2 separate regions of the Homo sapiens genome follow, and region 2 is linked to region 1. Evidence: read pairs that join two places in POLR2A ChIA-PET (ENCODE). Cell type or tissue: PC-3. All regions are shown on one strand. Links, peaks and the distances in the headings refer to the core of each region. The heading gives the core; the rest is flanking DNA.

What was found. Peaks named below come from ENCODE experiments on the same cell type or tissue, not always from the same donor. Only the 100,000 strongest peaks of a DNase experiment are listed, where the experiment ranks them.
Region 2: POLR2A ChIA-PET joins it to region 1 with 5 read pairs; 2 of 35 experiments call an interaction of 5 or more read pairs at or near these places.

The regions. Positions count from the first base shown.
Region 1 is chr2:75,271,734-75,281,405 of GRCh38, reverse strand. It overlaps TACR1-AS1 (TACR1 antisense RNA 1), which reads right to left. Exons shown (of 4, transcript NR_168010.1): 3 at 4,807-4,896; 4 at 1,599-3,328. It overlaps LOC107985900 (a long non-coding RNA gene), which reads left to right. Exons shown (of 2, transcript XR_001739546.2): 1 at 1-2,268. Among named protein-coding and RNA genes, the nearest start is that of TACR1, 77 kb to the right of the region's middle. In PC-3, for the core only: no CTCF peak of the experiment used is centred there; DNase peaks (open chromatin) are centred at 4,085 and 4,755; H3K4me3 peaks cover 581 bases; H3K27ac peaks cover 1,264 bases.
Region 2 is chr2:75,435,195-75,444,866 of GRCh38, reverse strand. No RefSeq gene overlaps it. Among named protein-coding and RNA genes, the nearest start is that of EVA1A-AS, 84 kb to the left of the region's middle. In PC-3, for the core only: no CTCF peak of the experiment used is centred there; no DNase peak of the experiment used is centred there; H3K27me3 peaks cover 3,009 bases.

The DNA of each region.
Region 1 (9,672 bases), core at 2,866-7,865:
TTCCAAATCCGGAGGAAAATGTATTCCCAGCTATTATTCTATACTATTCAAATTACAAACAGGTATAAGAGTAGAGTAAGAATAGTATTAGCCCTGACTCAACTGTTCATCCATCATATACTCTTTCTTAGAATGGTATGGAAGATATATTTATTTTAGCAAAATAAAGGATAAGTGAAGAGTAAGTAAGACAGGAATCCAGCAAACAGCAAATCCAACACAGGGAAGAGGAAAAGGAAGGTTCCAAATCAATCAACCAAATTAGAGCAGTAGAATCAAGGGCTCAAAGAAGGAGGTACCAGGGGAAAACATATTTAACTGTAGATTAAAACATATTTAACTGTAGATTATCAGATGTATTTAAGCACTTGGATAATAATATTGACAGATATTTGTCATATCTGTTAAACAGATTTACTTGAGGATTTGGAACATAGTTTCATAAATAAATTTAAAATGAGGCAAGTATTAACTCTAGAAAAAAAAGTAAATGTTGTACTACAAAGCAGCCATAACTATGGCATACTTTTTGGCTCAGCAGCAAATATATGTGTATCGTAGTGTAAATACTGACTTTCCTTGAATAAACTTTTACCTTAGGAATAACTTTAGATTTATAGAACAGTTGTCAATATAGTACAGAGACTATATACCTGTATATAGTCTCTGTATACCTGTATACCCTTCACCCAGATTCCCTGCATTTTAATATCTTCCATAACCATGTGACATTTGTCAATACAGTACTATGTGACACTAGATACCATTTTAATTTTACCAGTTTTTCTATTCCGGGATCCAATGCATGAGTCCACGTTGCATTTAGAAACACTGACTTGTAATTTAACCAAAAATTGCACTTTAACCACTTTAGGAGGATTAAGAAGAAAATGAGGAGGCTGTCTAAAAGAGGCAAAATCTTTGTCTTCATAATAGGATACCATGGCAGATCTCACCTAAAACCCAACCTCAAAAAATGGTCAAAAAATGTTTAGAAGAAACAGCTAAAAAATTGAAAGTAGTTGCTTCTGACACATGAGAATAGGTCCTGAGGAGGGCTTCAGAGAAAGGGACTGCTGTTATTTTGCCACAAATCTTTTAGCACCCTGTGGCTTTTAACTATATGCAGGTATTATTTTTATAAAAGTAAAAGTAAATTCAAATATATAATAAGCAAAATAAAACTAATATTCTTGCTGATTAGAAAACACATTCCAATAGATCAAAAGGCAAAGGTTATGAACAAACCATTTTCATGAGAAAATAACATACTTAATAAAATATTTGTCTGAAAACAAATTCAATCTCTCTAATAATCTAACAAAGGCAAACTTTAAAATGGCAGGTTAACATTTTGCCAATGAAGTTATAAAAGTATAATAAAATAATAATAATATTCAATATTGACTTTTTCATGATAAGGCAAGCACTCACATAGAGATATTGAAATTGGAGATGTGTACTATGGTAGTAGTTTTTTAAAACACTGGATAAAAATGTGTACCAAGAATCTAAAAACTTTTCATGCTCCTTGACTTAGTTAAAATTACTTTTTAATTCTTACCTTTGTGAATATGTGTTAAGGAAATAACCCAAAATATAGACAAATCTTTATTTGTAAAAAAAAAAAAAAAAACCTTTATCATTAAAAAGCAATATTTAAGAAGTACATCTACTAACATTAGAAAATGCTAATATTATGATATTAAGATTTAGAAAAAGGATACAAGTTTGTGCATACAGAGTGATATCAACTATATGAAAGAAATATTGTAGATAAAACATTCAAGGAAATTCATCAATATTGAAGTTAATGGTTATTATCACAAAGTGGTGAGATTGTGGGTGATTTTGATTTTATCCTCATTTATACATACTGAACTGTCTATATTGTTTTATAATAAGAATGTATTGCACTTACTACCCAGAAAAACCTTAAGTGTTAAAGAATGTGAGGTGGGTACAACTGACACAAGGCATGAATTGCCATTTTGGAAATGTGTCTTTGACTCTATCTTTGCTCTGGTGTCCCTGTCCCCATCCTGTTCCCTTCCTAGCACTCTGTCTCTAGCCTCTGGTGCATTGATTTCAAATGTTTCTTTAATTTTTTAAATTCGCCAAACAATTATTCAATACCTACTTGGTCTAATCCTTACAGAGTGTCATGTACTAGGCAACTTGATGAAAAGCAGAAGCAAGCATGATCTCCTCAATCAAGCAGCTTTGAGTCTCATGGGAGATACAGATACAAAATTATTACAGCACAAGGTAATAAATACTATTAAGCTGAACCACATGAAATTGCCACTTTCGAAGGTCGGAAAGAGTCAACCACTGGCAATTTCTTACAGTTATAAATGCTGTGAATGGAGAGAGGTCAGTCAAGTGGCTTTATACCTTCCAGTGGTATTATCTGTGTAGTAGGGAGTTTCTAGTAGCAGAATATCAAGCACTGGGATAGTTGCTAGGTGACATGGAATGATAAGATGCTAGTGAGAAAATCCTTTGATTTTCCTGAGCTGTTATTTGTGACGGACAAACGACTGAATTAGGTTGCTGAAAATTATAGTGAGCTTTCTTAGAGCCAGTTGAGAGTTGTCTGCAGGGAGATAATGGAAACCAGGAGAGTGGGTGTGCTTGGAAAGGGAGATGCCAAGAAAAAGAAGTGAATGCATTATGTAGTTGGTGAAGAGAGACAGACAGAGGAAGCCAGAAAGAGAAACAAAACAGTACAGGTTCTGCAGAATCAAAGGAGAAAAGAACTCCAAGGATGCAGCATGCAGGAGTATTACAGAATGGATAGAGATGTGGACAATTAACAAAGGCTATTGGATCTGTCCATAGGAGAGCATCGGTAACCTGAGACGGGCATGTTTTCTAGGGTGGTCAGAGCAGAAACCTGATTGTGAAGGGTAGGAGTAAGGCAGTGTGCACAGTGGTTTTAACAGCCACGGGCCCTGGGCCCAGAAGGCCCAGGTTTACTTTCTGGTTCCACAGCTAAGAAGCTATGTGACTTTAGGCATGTTACCATCTCCATGCTTCCCTATCCTCATGTACAAAATTAGTAAAATGACAATAGTCCCTTCTGTGACAGATGGCTCTAATGGATGCAGTTCTTCACGATTCCTCATATCCACATCCTCTGTCATGTAACCATGCAGTACTCTCCCACTCTGACTCTGGGCTCAGCCTGTTGACTTTTTTTGACCAATAGAATGAGGTAAAAGTGACACCAAGCCAGTTTTGGCCATGAGAGGGCTTCTGTGCTTCTTTTTGCTTGCTTTCTTGCCCCTCTGCCATCACCTAGGAATATACTCAGACGAGCCTGCTGAAAGAAGAGAGGCAAATTAGGGTAAAGCTGAGTCTCTCTAATAGTCCCACCTGGGGCCAGCCTTGATCAGCTGACACCCAGTATATGAGTGAGCCAGTCACAATCAGCAGAGCCACCCAGCTGACTCCAGATACATGAGCAATAAATGTCTATTGCTGAATGCACTGAGACTTTGTTGTTGCCTGTCAGGCAGCAATACCGTGAAAACAGATAACCAAAATACGGGTTTGTTGCAGGATTAAGTGAGATAGCATATATAGACTACCTTGAACAGTGCCTAACACAGAGTAACTGCTTAAACATGTGTAACTCATTATATCATTTTCAGATATGATTGTTTTCCTGGGGCCACCCAGGGACAGCTGAAATGCAAAGGTAGCCTATGTAAGCTAATCATTTGATGTTTCTCCAAACTGATATTTTATCTATCTTTCTCATTGTTTATTTAGTGAGGGAGGAAGAAAACTGGATTCCTCTGAATAATTTTTGGAGCCAAAACTGATTTACTTAGTAAGCCATTTTTACTAGCTGAAAAAGAGCTGATGTTCTAGAAAATAGAATGGCAAATTATCTGCCACATTTCTGAATTACACTTCTTTAGTGTTCTATTGTGGTTTCCAAAAAAGAAAACTTCTGGGGCAGTACATTAAAGAGTGTAAAACTCAGGAAATAAACAAGCCTCTCTTTTCCAGTAAATGACACTATACTATGCATTATTCAGTTTTGGAATTTCAGCTGAATGAGACTTCTGACTCTTAGCTGACTGACTACATGTTGAATCATAAAAATACTTGACAGAAGTAGGATGCACTCACCAGGAAGTTTTCCTTCTTCTTCTCCTTATTATTATTCCCCCATGAAATCAAGGTCTGGCTCTGTAGAACCAACTTTTTTTTTTTTTCAGTTTATTGCACTGGAGGTTTAGTATTCCTTAGATAAAGCAAAGCTCATGGACACCTTTACAACTAGCCCACAGCTTGCTTGGCTTTTGGGCTGTGAAGAAGCTGCATAATCAAATGAAGCTTTTTTAAATGCATCTGCAGATGCTGGCATAAAGAATCAGGTGGGACAATTTGGCATCTGATGTAAGCATCTTGCTTTATAGTTGTAAAAGCTTACCTGGTCTAGAATAAAAAGTGTAAAAAATATGCTCTGTCAAACCAAAGGTTTAGAACTCTCTAAATCCAGCCCCGGGTTTTTGTCCCTGCCTTTCTTTCTTTCCATTATTTATTGAAGCAAAGCACAACGGGCTATTAACTATTCCCTGAGAAATAAATGTTAACCACAAGCAGCACACCACAGTTTAGGAGTTTATGCCCCAAACAGGTTCATCTGATTATCCGACAGGCTTCCCTCCCTTTCAACTGTCCTCACAATGCCGACAGCCCTATTGGCAAGGAGACTTCTGAATCTTAGCTGACTATTGACTGCATGCTGAGTCACAAAAATACTTGACAGAAATTGAATGCACTCACCAGGAGGTTTTCCTCCTCCTCCTACTCCTTCTAACTCTCCTCCTTCTCTTCCTCCTACTCCACCTTCTCGCATGAAATCAAGGTCTGGCTCTGCAAAATCAATGTATATTTTTTCAGTTTACTGCAATGGAGGTTTAGTATTCCTTAGGTTAAATAAGAGTCCTGGATACTTTTACAATTAACCCACTTCTTGTTTGGCTTTGGCGCCAAGCAAATCATTTGTACTTGTCCAAGTGTAATGAGTAACATCTCATCAGTAAGTCTCTCATCCTATTTTACTGGGTTCAAATTCCAGCTCCACCATGCACTAGCTGTGTGACCTTGGGAAAATTGCTTAACCTGTCTACGTGTCTGCTTTCTCATCAATAAAATGAAGCTGATAATGCATAATACTTTATTGTTTTGAGAAAATTCAAATCAGTAATTCATGTAACGTAGTAGTCCAGTTTCTGCTAATAGTGCCCATTTTTTACTCAACAAATATTTATTGAACATATTATGTACCAGACACTGTTGTAGGAATTTAACAAAACAAATCAAGAATGACATAGGTCTTACATTCTAGCAAGGGAGACAGACAAGCAACGATAAATCAGCTGAATGGGTAAATTTCTGAGTATGTTCCACAATGATAAGTGATATGAAACAAAAGGAAAAGTAACGCAGGGTGAGAGGGATGGGAGAGGTGAGTGAAGTGTGGGAAAAGTTGCAGTATCGAATAGAAGAGAAAAATCTTATTGAGGTGGAATTGGAGCAAAAACTCAAAGGAGGTAAGGGAGTGAGCTGAGCAGGTAACCAGTGGAAGAGCATTTCAAGCTTGAGCCAAGCCCAAGTGTGAGGGGCCAGAGGATTAGAAGGAGCCAGGAAAGAGTTGCAGAAGATGAAGTCAAAGTGATAATAGGTTTCAATCATTTGCGGCCCTGAAAACCACTCTAAGAGCTTTAGTTTTCACTCTGAGTGACATGTAGAAAGACTGCAGGACTTTGGGCAAAGGAGTGGCATGATCTGACTTACATTTTAAGGGACTCAGTCTGGCTCTCTGTTGAAAATAGTTCATAGGGGAGAAAAGCAAAATCAAGGAGACCTGTTGCTACTGTTGTACCTTAGGTGATGGATGATAGAAGCTCAGGTTGGAATTTGGGGGTGGGAGTAGGGAGAAGAAAAGGAGGATAGCCTTGGAGTTGGTGAGAAGGGGTCAAATTTGAGATGTGCTTTAAAGGCAAACCTAATTAAATGCTCTGAGAAATTGGATATGGAATGCAAAAGAAAGAGTCAAGGCATTAAGCCTGAGCAACTGAAAAGGTGGAGTTGCCATCTACTAGAACAAGGAAGGTTATGGTTATGGACAGGAAAGAGCAATAGTTCAGTCTTGTTACTTAAGAAACCTTAGCTACTTTTGTTATTATCACATTCTGCCTCATACTGTTATAAATGCATGTACCTGTCTTATCTCTATCCCCAGATGGCAAACTACTTGAGACTGGAAACCATATCATGTTCTTTTAAATGGACCGTAGTTCTATCACAGTTTAGTTGATATGACTGTACTCCATATTTGCCACACATACTAGCTACACTCCTGATACTTGCCAAGTAAACAAAACAACTATTGTTCATCCTTCAAAATCTTATCTAAAGGAAAAAGGAGAAATGGGAAAATCAATGGAAGGAAAAACTGAGCGTGACATCAGCAAGATGGCAGAACAGAAAATTCCCCCATATCACTCCCCTCACAAAAATACAACTGGAAACTGTTCAAAGACAAACATACCACCCTGAATTCATCCAAACTTGGGGGAGAAGTGGAGGAGCCCCCTGGGCCCACAGAACTGAGAGAAGCTGCAACAAATAGGAGAAATGGTCATTTCAGACTGCGCCACCCCTACCCCAAGTCAGCATAATGCCACCGACAGAATTTCCCCAGACCCAGTTTCTGAGGTGAGAGTAGGGAGCTGCAGGTAGACTTTCAATCTCCCCACTAATCTGGGAATCTTCACAGGAAGACTACTCCATTCTGATACCACAGGAAACACTGGGGGAGCCAGGAAAGAACCAAACTACTTGGGACAAAGAGTGGGGCACTGACTGCAGCAACTGGCATGCAGATCTTGGTAATTACTCTGCACATCCACCAGTGGACACACCACACTGAAGAGGCTGGCCATCACCATAGTACTGCAGGAGACACAATCCATGGGAAGGCCCAGCTGCCTGGCCAGATTTTCTACAAAGCTCAGGTGTCTGCAAGGAGCCTTCCTTTGACCTGAAAAAACTAAAAGATCGGGATTAAGTTCCAGTATGTGCTTAAGCCTTCCCCAGAGTGGGAAACAATGGCAGGGCAGTGATTTAGTTATAGGGCAGCATTTAAGTTTCAGTGCCCACTGTAAGTTTTCCCCAGATTGGGAAACAACAGCAGGGCAATGAGTTAGTTTCAATGCAGCATTTTAGTTCTGGTGCTCACTATACATTATCCCCAGAATAAGAAGCAACAACAAACTAACATTTAAATTCTGATGCTAAGTAGTAAAGCTCTAGCATCACCAAAGAACATCTACAAAAACCAGAAGAGGTGGCTGCTTCCTCAAATATGCAGGCATCAATGTAAAGATACAAGGATTGTAAAAGCTCAGGGAAATATAACAACACACAAAAAAAAAGCCCCACAAAGCACTAGCAATGGATCCAAAAGAATTACAGATCTATGAAATGTCTGATGGAGAATTCAGAATAATCCTCTTAAAGATGTTCTGAAAAACAAAAAAAAATATGCATGGAAAACCAATTGAAACACTGAACTGAAAAACTCATTAGAAAGTTTCAACAGCAGACTTGATCAAACAGAGAAAAGTATTTGAAAACTTGAAGTCAGAATATATGAAATTACCCAATCAGAGAAACAAAAAGAAAAAAAATTAAAAAGTGAAGAAGGCCTATGAGAATTATCTCTGCATAATAGGAATTCCTGAAGGAGATGAGAGAAAAAATGGCATATTAGAAAGCATATTTAAAGAAATAATGGCTGAGAATTTCCTAAACCTGGAGAAAGACAACAGCATCCGGCTATAGGAAGCTTAGATATCACTGATCAAATTCCATTCAATGAAGTAGTTCCTGAAGGCACATCATAATCAAATTAGCAAAAATCAAAGACAAAGAAATAATACTCAAAGCTGCAAGAGAAAACAAACATATCACATTCAACAGAGCCCAAATACAGCTTTCAGTAATAGTAGAGGACTTCAACACCCCACTTTCAACAACGAACAGATCATCCAGAAAGAGAATCAGCAACGAAACATTGAAGTTAAACTCTACACTCTAGACCCAACTGGACCTAACAGAAATTTACATACACTGCATCCAACATCTACAGAATACACATTTTTCTCAACAGCACATGGAACATTCTCCAGGATACATCATACGGCAAGTCACAAAACAATCTTAGCAAATTTTTAAAAATTGAAATGATATCAAGTATCTTTTCTGACCATAATGAAATAAAATCAGAAATCAAAAACAGAAAGGATATTGGGAACTGTACAAATTCATGAAAACTAAACAACATGCTTCTGAACAGAGAATGGATCAAAGAAGAAATTTAAAAGAAAATATGAAATTCCTGAGACAAATAAAAATGGAAATACAATATACCAAAGCCTGTGGGATAGAGGAAAATCAGTTCTAAATGGAATCCGTGTCGCAATAAATGCCTGCCTCAAAAAAGTAGAAAGACTTTAAGTAAACAAACACCCTAATGATGTACCTCAAGAAACTAGAAAAGTAAGAACAAACCAAGCCTCAAATTAGCACAGGAAAAGAAATAATAAAGATCAGAGCATAAATAAACAAAATTGTGACTAAAGAAAAACCATATAAAAGATCAACAAAACAAAAATTTGGGTTTTTTTTTAATAAAGTTGATAAATTTTTATTTAGACTGAGAAAAAAGAAGCCACAAATAAAAGCAGAGACAAAAAAGAAGACTTTATAACTGATACCACAGACACACAAAGCATAATTAGAGACTATTATAAACAACTATACACCAACAAATTGAAAAATATAAAAGAAATGGATAAATGCCTGGACACACACAACTTACCAACATTGAACCATGAAGAAATAGAATACCTTAACCGACCACATAGCAAGTAATAAGATTGAAGCAGTAATAAAAAGTCTCCCATCAGAGAAAAGCTTAAGACCTTATGACTTCACTGCTGAATTCTACCGAATGTTTAAAGAACTAATGCCAATTTTACTCAAAGTCTTTTAAAAATTGAAGAGGACGGAATACTTTCATATTCATTCTATAAGGCCAGCATTACCCTGATATCAAAACCAGAGAAGGACATAATAAAAAACAAAACTACAGGCCAATATGACTGATGAACATAGATGTAAAATCATCAACAAAATACTACCAAACCTAACTCAACAACATACTGAAACAATTATTAATCATGATCAGATGAGATTTATCCCAAGGATGAAAGGGTAGTTCAACATATGCAGATCAATAAATGTGATACATCGCATTAACAGAATCAAGAACAAAAACCACATGATAATTTCAATAGATGCTGAAAAAGCCTTTGATAAAATCCAATATCCCTTCATGATAAAAACTCTCAACAAACTGGGAACAGAAGGAGCATACCACCAACACAAAATATATGACAAAACCCACAGCTAGTATTATACTCAATGGGGTAAAAATGAAAGTGTTTTCTCTAAGATGTGAAACTGGACAACAATGTCCACTTCTACCACTTTTATTCAACATAGTACTGGAAGTCCTAGCCAGGGCAGTTAGGCTAAGTAAGGAATAAAAGGCATCCAAATTGGAAAGAAAGAAGTCAA
Region 2 (9,672 bases), core at 1,716-6,715, 160 kb before region 1:
AGTCCCAGGTCTTATAGTCTTCCCAGTCCTGCTTAGATAACAAGATAGATCAGCAACAAGACGCCCTTTCCAATCTATGCCTACCTGTACAAACTATTCTCTCACTTTGATGCTCTCTCTACTTCTGCAGAATTAATGCTCTGCCCTTTTCAAAACTGACTCCCCACCCCCAGTTTGTATATGTTTGATGCCTTCTCCAGCTACATATTGAAATTTATCAGAAAGAGCCAGTCCACACATTTTTGTCCTATTTTGTTCAAAGGCCTCTCCTTAAAACATAATAGTGGTTCTGGAGCCAGATGGAGCTGGACATAGACCTTGACCCTTTGTTTTCTAACTTTGTGACATGGGGCATGTTAGCCTCTTTCTGTGCCTCAGCAACTACATCTATGTAGGGATAATAATACCCACCTCATAGGGTTGTCATGGTGGTTAAATGGGATAATATATTTGTAAAATGTTGTGCCTAGCATTTAGTCAACACTCAATAAATCATAGCAACAACTGCTAGTGATAGCAGCACTGCCTATCATTGCCAATACCACCCAGCTGAGTTGGATGAAGGGCCAGGTCATACTGGGCACTCCATGACATGGACTGAATGCAGGAGGGCAGTTCCAACTGATGGCCAGGTTGAGATGCATTCCCTGCCCCAGCAACTTCCTTCTCAGGTTGTGTTTGGAATAATGGCTTTTTATTCTGACCAGCCCCTTTTTGAGAATCAGGCAGAGCATTTCAATTTCTTTAGCTTTCTGGCTTGTGTTTTCCACATTAAACTCATTCCTTCAGAATATAAGGTAACTGTTGAATGTGCTGTCATTTAATACAAAGTTGTTGATTACGCCACAGCTGATTTCTGACATGGGTGGGATCTTATCCCAATCAGAAGCTATTGTCCCCCACAATCCCCTATTGAAATTGCACCTGTGTGCTTCTCCCAGGCTATATTTCCAGAATGATAGACTTCAAAGCTGCGGGTCAGTGCATGTTTGGGGCCCAATGCCAGTCAGCTTGGAGGTGTTCACAGCCATGCATCATGTTCTCTACATATGAAAGAAAAGTGACGCTCACAAAACTGGTCTTTGACGTGATCCAGAGCACCATGAATAGCTGAGTGATTGCATTCTCAAGGAGGTCTCAGAGTCAGACAGGGAGGGTGAGAAATATATGAGAAGAAGAAGACAGAAGAGTTCATTTCAAATGGGAGTACAGTGATGCAGAACTTGTGCATACCTGCTGGGAAGGGACGTTAGGCCATCGACTTTTCAACTCTCATGGCTACCTTACCAAGGAATGAAGTGACTGACTCAGCCAAGGTCATGTCCTGATGAGGCTGGACCCTGGTTCCCTTGGGCTCCCCCAATACACACAACATTCTTTGCACTGAAAGTGTACCTGGCAAAATTTGGCTTCATTGCCTATGTTGTGGTACTTGAAAAAAATGTTTAGATAGATAAGCAGCCAGTGGCTGAGTGGTAAAAACAAAGTGTTCATCAAGGAGAGGCTGTACAGTGGTTCTCAGACTTAAGCATGCACAGGAATAACTAAGGGAACATGTTGCAAAGACAGATTCTTCCACCCCATCCCAGACCTGCTGGATCAAAAATGTTTGGGTATGAGGGATGGTGCCTGAAAGTCTGAATTTTAAATATAACCATAAAACTGATTATTGCATAAGCGGTCAACCTCACGTAGTCATTCCTATGTGGCAAGCACTGTCCTGATTGTCCATAGTTATAACTCACCTAATAGTCACATTGGTCTTGTGAGTAGGGTCTATTATTCTCATACTCCCCACTTACAGATGAGGAAACAGAGGTGAGTAACTGACTCAAAGTCACATGACCCAGCTAGGCAAGATTGGCTCTAGGGTGAGATTCCTGGGCCACAGTAAATTTTTTTTTTATTACAATAGCTTAAGGGTTACAAGTGGTTTTTGGTTTCATGGATGAATTGTATAGTGGTAAAGTCTGGGATTTTAGTGTACGCATCACCTGAATAGTGTACATTGTACACAATAGGTAGTTTTTCATCCCTCACCCTCTTCCCACCCTTCCCACTTCTGAATCTCCAATGTCCGTTATATTATTCTGTATGTCTTTGAACACCCATAGCTTAGCTCCCACTTATGAGTGAGAATACGTGGTATTTGATTTTCCACTTCTGAGTTACTTCACTTAGAATAATGGCCTCCTGGCTGGGCGCAGTGGCTAATGCCTGTAATTCCAGCACTTTGGGAGGCCAAGACCAGCGGATCTCCTGAGGTCGGGAGTTTGAAACCAGCCTGACCAGCATAGAGAAAAACCCATCTCTACTAAAAATACAAAATTAGCTGGGCATGGTGGCACATGCCTGTCATCCCAGCTACTTGGGAGGATGAGGCAGGAGAATCACTTGTACCCAAAAGGCAGAGGTTGCAGTGAGCCGAGAACACACCATTGCACTCCAGCCTGGGCAACAAGAACGAAACTCTGTCTCAAAAAAAAAAAAAAAGAGAGAGAGAGAGAGAGAGAGAGAGAATAATGGCCTCCAGTTCCATCCAAACTGCTGGAAAAGACATTATTTCATTCTTTTTATGGCTGAGTAGTATTCCATGGTGTATATATACCACATTTTCTTTATCCTCTCATTGGTTGGTGGGCACTTAGGTCAATTCCATAGCTTTGCAATTGTGAATTGTGCTTCAGTACACATATGTGTGCAGGTGTCTTTTTGATATAATAATTCCTTTTCCTTTGGGTAGATACCCAGTAGTGGGATTGGTGGATCTACTTTCAGTTCTTTGAGAAATCTCCATATTGCTTTTTATAGAGGCTGTACTAATTTACATTCCCACCAGCAGTGTATAAGCATTCCCTTTTCACCACATCTGTGCCAACATGTATTGCTTTTTCACGTTTTAATGATGCCTGGGTTGCAATATTGATGATGTCTCGTTCCCAAAGTTATGCAAGTGCTCCTCAGGGAGTAAGAGCCTCTTTAAATTGGCTACCCTAGGGGCCTCCCTTGCCTCACTCGAGTCCTGGCTTTGGAGCTAGGATTTGGACCCAAGGAGTCTTTCTTCAGAATACATTATTTTAACTGTAGTACATGTGAATACCACAGGGAAAGATCTAAGATATGGAGACAATTTCTCCCTTTACCTTCATTTGGCAGCCAAAGATCTCCCTTCTGAAGAATATCCTGCAAGAAGTGTAGGTGATGGACAGGCTCCAAGGCTGCACTTCAGGGTCTTCCCTAGCTTTCATGTCCAGGCTACACCCTCCCAGGGCTGGGGGCTTAATTTTGCTGGACTATTTCTTCCCAACACCAGACTTCCTTAAACAACAAAGTTTGCTCTGGGTTTCCCATCAGCTTAGCCAAGACTATCTCAGAGCTGCACTACAGTCTAAGGCTCATTTTGTTCAATCTGCCTTCCTATCCTCCCCTCTTTCAGGTGTTAGGCCCACATCACAGTCTGGCGGCTCCTTCTGTCTTCTCCTCTCTCTTTGTCCTTCCTTCACAGTTGTTTCTACAATAAAGCTTCTGCATGTTTAATTCTGTCTTGGTGTCTGCTTCTTGGAGAACCTGGACGGACATAACCATCTCTTGCCTTCTAGGTCAGTGACTTTGAAACATTTTTGGCTGAGACCCACAGTAAGAAAAAAAAAGTTTCATCTTATCACAGTACATGTATGTGTTTGTGTGTGTATGCGTGTGTATATATGTGAATATATATCTCATATATTTGAGAAAAAGTTTCAAAAGCAATACCTACCTTCACTATATGCAATGCATGATTCTATTCTATCTCATTTTAAGAAAGTGCATCTAGTTATAATTCACAAAATTGCATTCAAGACCAAATATATACTAGAAATGCGATTTATTTTCATCCATTGGCAGCATTTGCTGATGATCACATGATGGTAGCATTTACATTTGATTGCTCCATCAGCCAGTGCAAGAGCTCCTTGCATTGTATTTGACTTTCCTGGTGGTCTCTTTTTCATGTTGGCTTCTTTTTGGTGCAACATAGCCATGTTTAGATGAGTATATACCGTTATATTAATAAAATAAATGTCAAATCAAAAGATTTATATGGGTAATTTTTAAATTGTTTCAATGTCAGGAGCACCTAGAAGTCAGGATACTCTTTTCAGAATACTTTAGATTTGGTAAATTTAAGGTCATGATTGACAAATAGTGTGTGTATTTATTTAATGAAAATACATTCCCTATGCCCCCCAAGAATGCTGGTTTTTAAATTGTTCATTTGATATTTTCTAGGTCTCACTGGCAGCAAGCAGAGGCAGTTTCCTATGATTAACAGATATTTACTGGATGTAAAAAGTAAAATTTAGAAGTTCTATCCATTTAAGTTTTGATTAATTGGAGAAAGGCTGATTTGTTGATGTCTTTTTAATTTTAGCTCTTTGAATTTTAGCTCAAGGAATGTCATTTGTCTTCAGGGGCATATTTTGAGAGGCAAATAATGGACACTGTGTTCCTAGCCCCTGGGTTCTACCTGCACATCCCACTCATGCAATTTAAAGACATCTCAGTGCTGTTTGGTTTGTTAATTCTATTATGAGATACGTATTCTAGAGAAATCATCAGAATTACAGAAAATGATTCATGTGCACAGTGGTCATCATTTCATTATTCATAATGATGTAAAATTGGGAACAACCTTAATTTCCAATGCTGGGGGATGGTTCAGTAAGCCATGCTGTGTCCATAAGAATAGAGATGTCCCTGATGTGCTGTTAGAGAATAAAGGCAGGAGGCTGAACTGAGCACAGAATTTACAATCTACATCGTTAAAACATGAAATCTGGCAGTAAATAACCAAAGTGCAAATGGCAATACCTTCTATATTCTAAAACATTGATTCTCAACTGAGATAATTTTTTTTCTGTCGGGGGGACATTTGACAATGACTGAAGACAGTTTTTGGATGCCATGAGTGGAGTGAAATGCTACTGGCATCTACTGGGTGGAGACCAGTGATTTTCCTTATCATCCTGCAATGCACAGGATGGACCCCACAGGATGGCAAAGAATTAACTATCCCAAAATGTCAATACTGCTGAGATTAAGAAACCCTACTCTAGGAGCATGAGCTGTTTTAGTTTTCTTCACCATACTTTTATCAGCATTTTTCAAATGTTTGTTTTTAACAATAAGCATATAGTACCCTTATTATTAGAAAAATACATGAGTAATATGTGATTAAGAAGTCTGTCTAACTAATAAGTTTAAAAGAGCTCATTTAGTAAGGGCAAAGTAAAAATTCTAAGAGATAAATCACTGTGTTTTGATTCAACTGGCAGAGTTTTGTTTTGTTTTCTGCCTTTGTGGTATATAAATGTCTTCCAATTGACGGCATCTTAGATGAATGAAATACAGCATTTTCCAGCTGGGGAGAGGTTTTCTCTGGAGAGCTATTCCTACATTCCTAGCACTCCTTCCTTCAGGTTCTGAGTTTCTGTGGTGTTTTTTCCTTTTCTAATTGGTTTTCTTCTTACCTCTCTAATGCTATTTTCCAGACTTTCCTCTCTGGTTTTCAGCAGGTGAAGTAGCAGAGTTCCCAGGGTTTTGTGCTCAGATCTGTAGGTATCTGTTTCTGTGGAGGCTCCTTTGGGACTGTTACCCCTCTCTGGGCTCATTCCTTCATAAAGCTGCAGAGCTGACATGCAACTTCAAGTCTGTGAATTATTCCTTCTGAATATTTTTTGAATGTGTTCTTTCTCTATTGATACTGACCCCATCATGGTTGAGGCTTTTTTCGTCATTCTCCCTTACTATACCAATCAGTTTTCTTAATTTAGTTTTTTTTTAAATTAAAAGTTTCTATTTGAACGTAATAGTAGACTCACATGTAGTTGTATGAAACAATACTGAGAGATCCCATGTACCCTTTACCCAGTTTCCCTAGTGGTAACATCTTGAAAACTAATGTACAGTATCACAACCAGGATATTGACGTTAGAGTCAAGATACAAACCATTCTCCTTACCACAAGGAACCTTCAGGTTGCCCTTTAAGGGCCACATCTCCTCCTTAACCCTGGCAACTACTAATTTGTTACCCACTTCTATAACTTTGTCATTTAAAAAATATTTTATAAATGAACATAGAGTATATGACCATATGAGATTGGCTGTTTTTCTCCACTCGTCGTAATTCTCTGGTGATTCATCCAGGTTGTTGAGTGTATCCATAGTTCATTTGTTTTCAGTTGCTGAGTAGTATTCCGTAGTGTTGATGTACCACAGTTTGTTTAACCATCTATCCACTGAAGAATATCTAGGTTGTTTCTAATTTTTGGCTATTATGAATAAAGCAGCTATAAATATTTGTATACAGGTTTTTTGTGTGAATATATGTCTTCATTTTTCTATAATAAATTTCTGGGAGTACAGTTACTGCGCTATATGGTAGTTGCATGCTTAGTTTTTAAAGAAATTGCAAATTGTTTTCCAGAGGATTTGTACCAATGGCAATATATCGGTGACCCAGATTCTTCACATCCTTGCCAGCATTTGGTGGTGTCATTCTTTTCTTTTTTTTTTTTTTTTTAGGATAGATATATTTTATTTCATGAAGACAATAATTCACTTTACAGCAATGAAAATGAATAAATTATAGCTGGCATGTAACAAAATTGTTAAATTTCAGAAACAATGCTAAACAGAAGACAGAATCAGAGTACATACTGTATGATAGCAGTTCAAAAGCAGGCAAATCTGATGTATAGGGAACATGTTAGTAAGTGATAAAATTGTGAAGCAAACCACAGCAGTTACTTTAAAAGCCAAGAGTGGTTACCTTTATTTTTTAATAGAATATTTTTATTTGTGTATTTCTTTAATTTGAAAATTTTCAAAGATGTCTATACTCAAAGAAAATGTCAAAATAGTCTCCAGATTCTTTATCCAAAGCTTTTGGAAGCGTTCAATAATAGGTTGTGTGTTACTTTTCATTTATATTGTAAACATGGAAACAAAAAACAAATTATAAAAAGTAGAAAATTCAAAAGAATATTGAAATGTTGGAAAGAATTAGAAAACTTTTCAGAAATAATTTGAGTTTTGCCTGCCTGAGGCTTCATCTTACTTGATTAACTCAATATTTTCTGTATGTTTGTGTGTATATGACTGAGTTCTTATAGACTTAGAAAAACTTTGAAATTGCATTCACAAAAGTAAAAAAATTTTAGGTTGGGAGACTTTAATTCAGTTTAACAAATATTTTCAGAATCTGCATAATGCACCTAGAAATATATTCCAGGGTTGTATTTTCACTGTAGTCTACTAAAATTTCCTTTTAAATTTTTTAAAAAAATTTTTTACTGTTAAGGATGAGTTCATGTCCTTTGTAGGGACATGGATGAAGCTGGAAACCATCACTCTCAGCAAACTATCACAAGGACAGAAAATCAAAACACCGCATGTTCTCACTCATTGGTGGAAATTGAACAATGAGAACACTTGGACACAGGATGGGGAACATCACACACCGGGGCCTTTTGTGGGGTGGGGGGATGGGGGAGGGATAGCATTAGGAGATATACCTAATGTAAATGACGAGTTAATGGGTGCAGCACACCAACATGGCACATGTATACATATGTAACAAACCTGCACGTTGTGCACATGTACCCTAGAACTTATAATAGTAAAAATAAAAATGAAAATAAATTTTTACTGTTTAATTTTACTTTAAGTTCCAGGATACATTCACAGAACATGCAGGTGTGTTTCAGAGGTATACATGTGCCATGGTGGCTTACTGCATCTAGCAACCCATCATCTGGGTTTTAAGCCCCACATGCATTAGGTATTTGTCCTGATGCTCTCCCTTCCCCACCTGCCCACCTCCTGACAAGCCCTAGTGTGTGTTTTTCCCCTCCCTGTGTCCATGTGTTCTCCTTGTTCGGCTTCCACTTATGAGTCAGAACATGTGGTGTTTGGTTTTCTGTTCCTCTGTTAATTTGCTGAGGATGGTAGCTTCCAGCTTCATCCATGTCCCTGCAAAAGACATGATCTGATTCCTTTTTATGGCTGCATAGTATTCCATGGTGTATATGTACCACACTTTCTTTATCCAGTCTATCATTGATGAGCATTTGGATTGGTTTCATGTCTTTGCTATGGTAAGTAGTGCTGCAATAAACATACATGTGCATGTGTTCTTATAGCCAAATGATTTCTATTCCTTTGGGTATATACTTAGTAATGGGATTGCTGGGTCAAATGGTATTTCTGGTTCTAGATCCTTGAGGAATTGCCACACTGTCTTCAACAATGGTTGACCTAATTTACATTCCCACGAACCATGTAAAAGCATTCCTATTTCTTCACAGTCTCACCAGCATCTACTGTTTCTTGACTTTTATTTATTATTGATAGTAATAGCCGTTCTGACTGGTGTAAGATTGTGTCTCAGTATGGTTTTGATTTGTATTTCCCAAATGATCAGTGATGTTGAGCTTTTTTTCATGTTTGTCGGCTGCATAAATGTCTTCTTTTGAGAAGTATCTGTTCATATCCTTTGCCTGCTTTTTGATGGGGTTTTTTGTTTTTTTCTTGCAAATTTGTTTAAGTCCCTTGTAGATTCTGGATATTAGACCTTTGTCAGATGGGTAGATCACAAACATTTTCTACCATTCTATAGGTTGCCTGTTCACTCTGATGATAGTTTCTTTTGCTGTGCAGAAGCTCTTTAGCTTAATTAGATCCCATTTGTCAGTTTTAGCTTTTGTTGAAATTGCTTTTGGCATTTTCATCATGAAATCTTTGCCTGTGCCCATGTCCTGAATGGTATTGCCTAGGTTTTCTCCTAGGGTTTTTACGGTTTTGCATTTTACATTTAAGTCTTTTATCTATCTTGAGTTTTTTTTTTTATTATATTTTAAGTTCTGGGATACATGTGCAGAACATGCAGGTTTGTTCCCTAGGTATACACGTGCCATGGTGGTTTGCTGCATCTAGCAACCCGTCATCTAGGTTTTAAGCCCCGCTTGCATTAGGTATTTGTCCCAATGCTCTCCCTCCCCATGCCCCCAATCCCTGACAGGCCCTAGTGTGTGATGTTCCCCTCCCTGTGCCCATGTGTTTTCATTCTTCAACTCCCACTTATGAGTGAGAACATGTGGTATTTGGTTTTCTGTTCCTGTGTTAGTTTGCTGAGAATGATGGTTTCCAGCTTCATCCATGTCCCTGCAAAGAACACGAATTCATTCTATTTTATGGCTGCATATTATTCCATGGTGTATATGTGACACCTTTTCTTTATCCAGTCTATCATAGATGGGCATTTGGGTTGGTTCCAAGTCTTTGCTATTGTGAATAGTGCTGCAATAATCATATGTGTGCATGTGTCTCTATAGTAGAATAATTTATATTCCTTTGGGTATATACGCAGTAATGGGATTGCTGGGTCAAATGGTATTTCTGGTTCTAGATCCTTGAGGAATTGCCACACTGTCTTCCACAACTCCCACCAACAGTGTAAAAGCATTCCTATTTCTCCATATCATCTCCAGCATCTGTTGTTTTCTGACTTTTTAATGATCGCCACTGTAACTGGCGTGAGATGGTATCTCATTTGGTTTTGATTTGCATTTCTCTAATGACCAGCGATGATAGATTTTTTCATGTTTGTTGGTCATGTAAATGTCTTCTT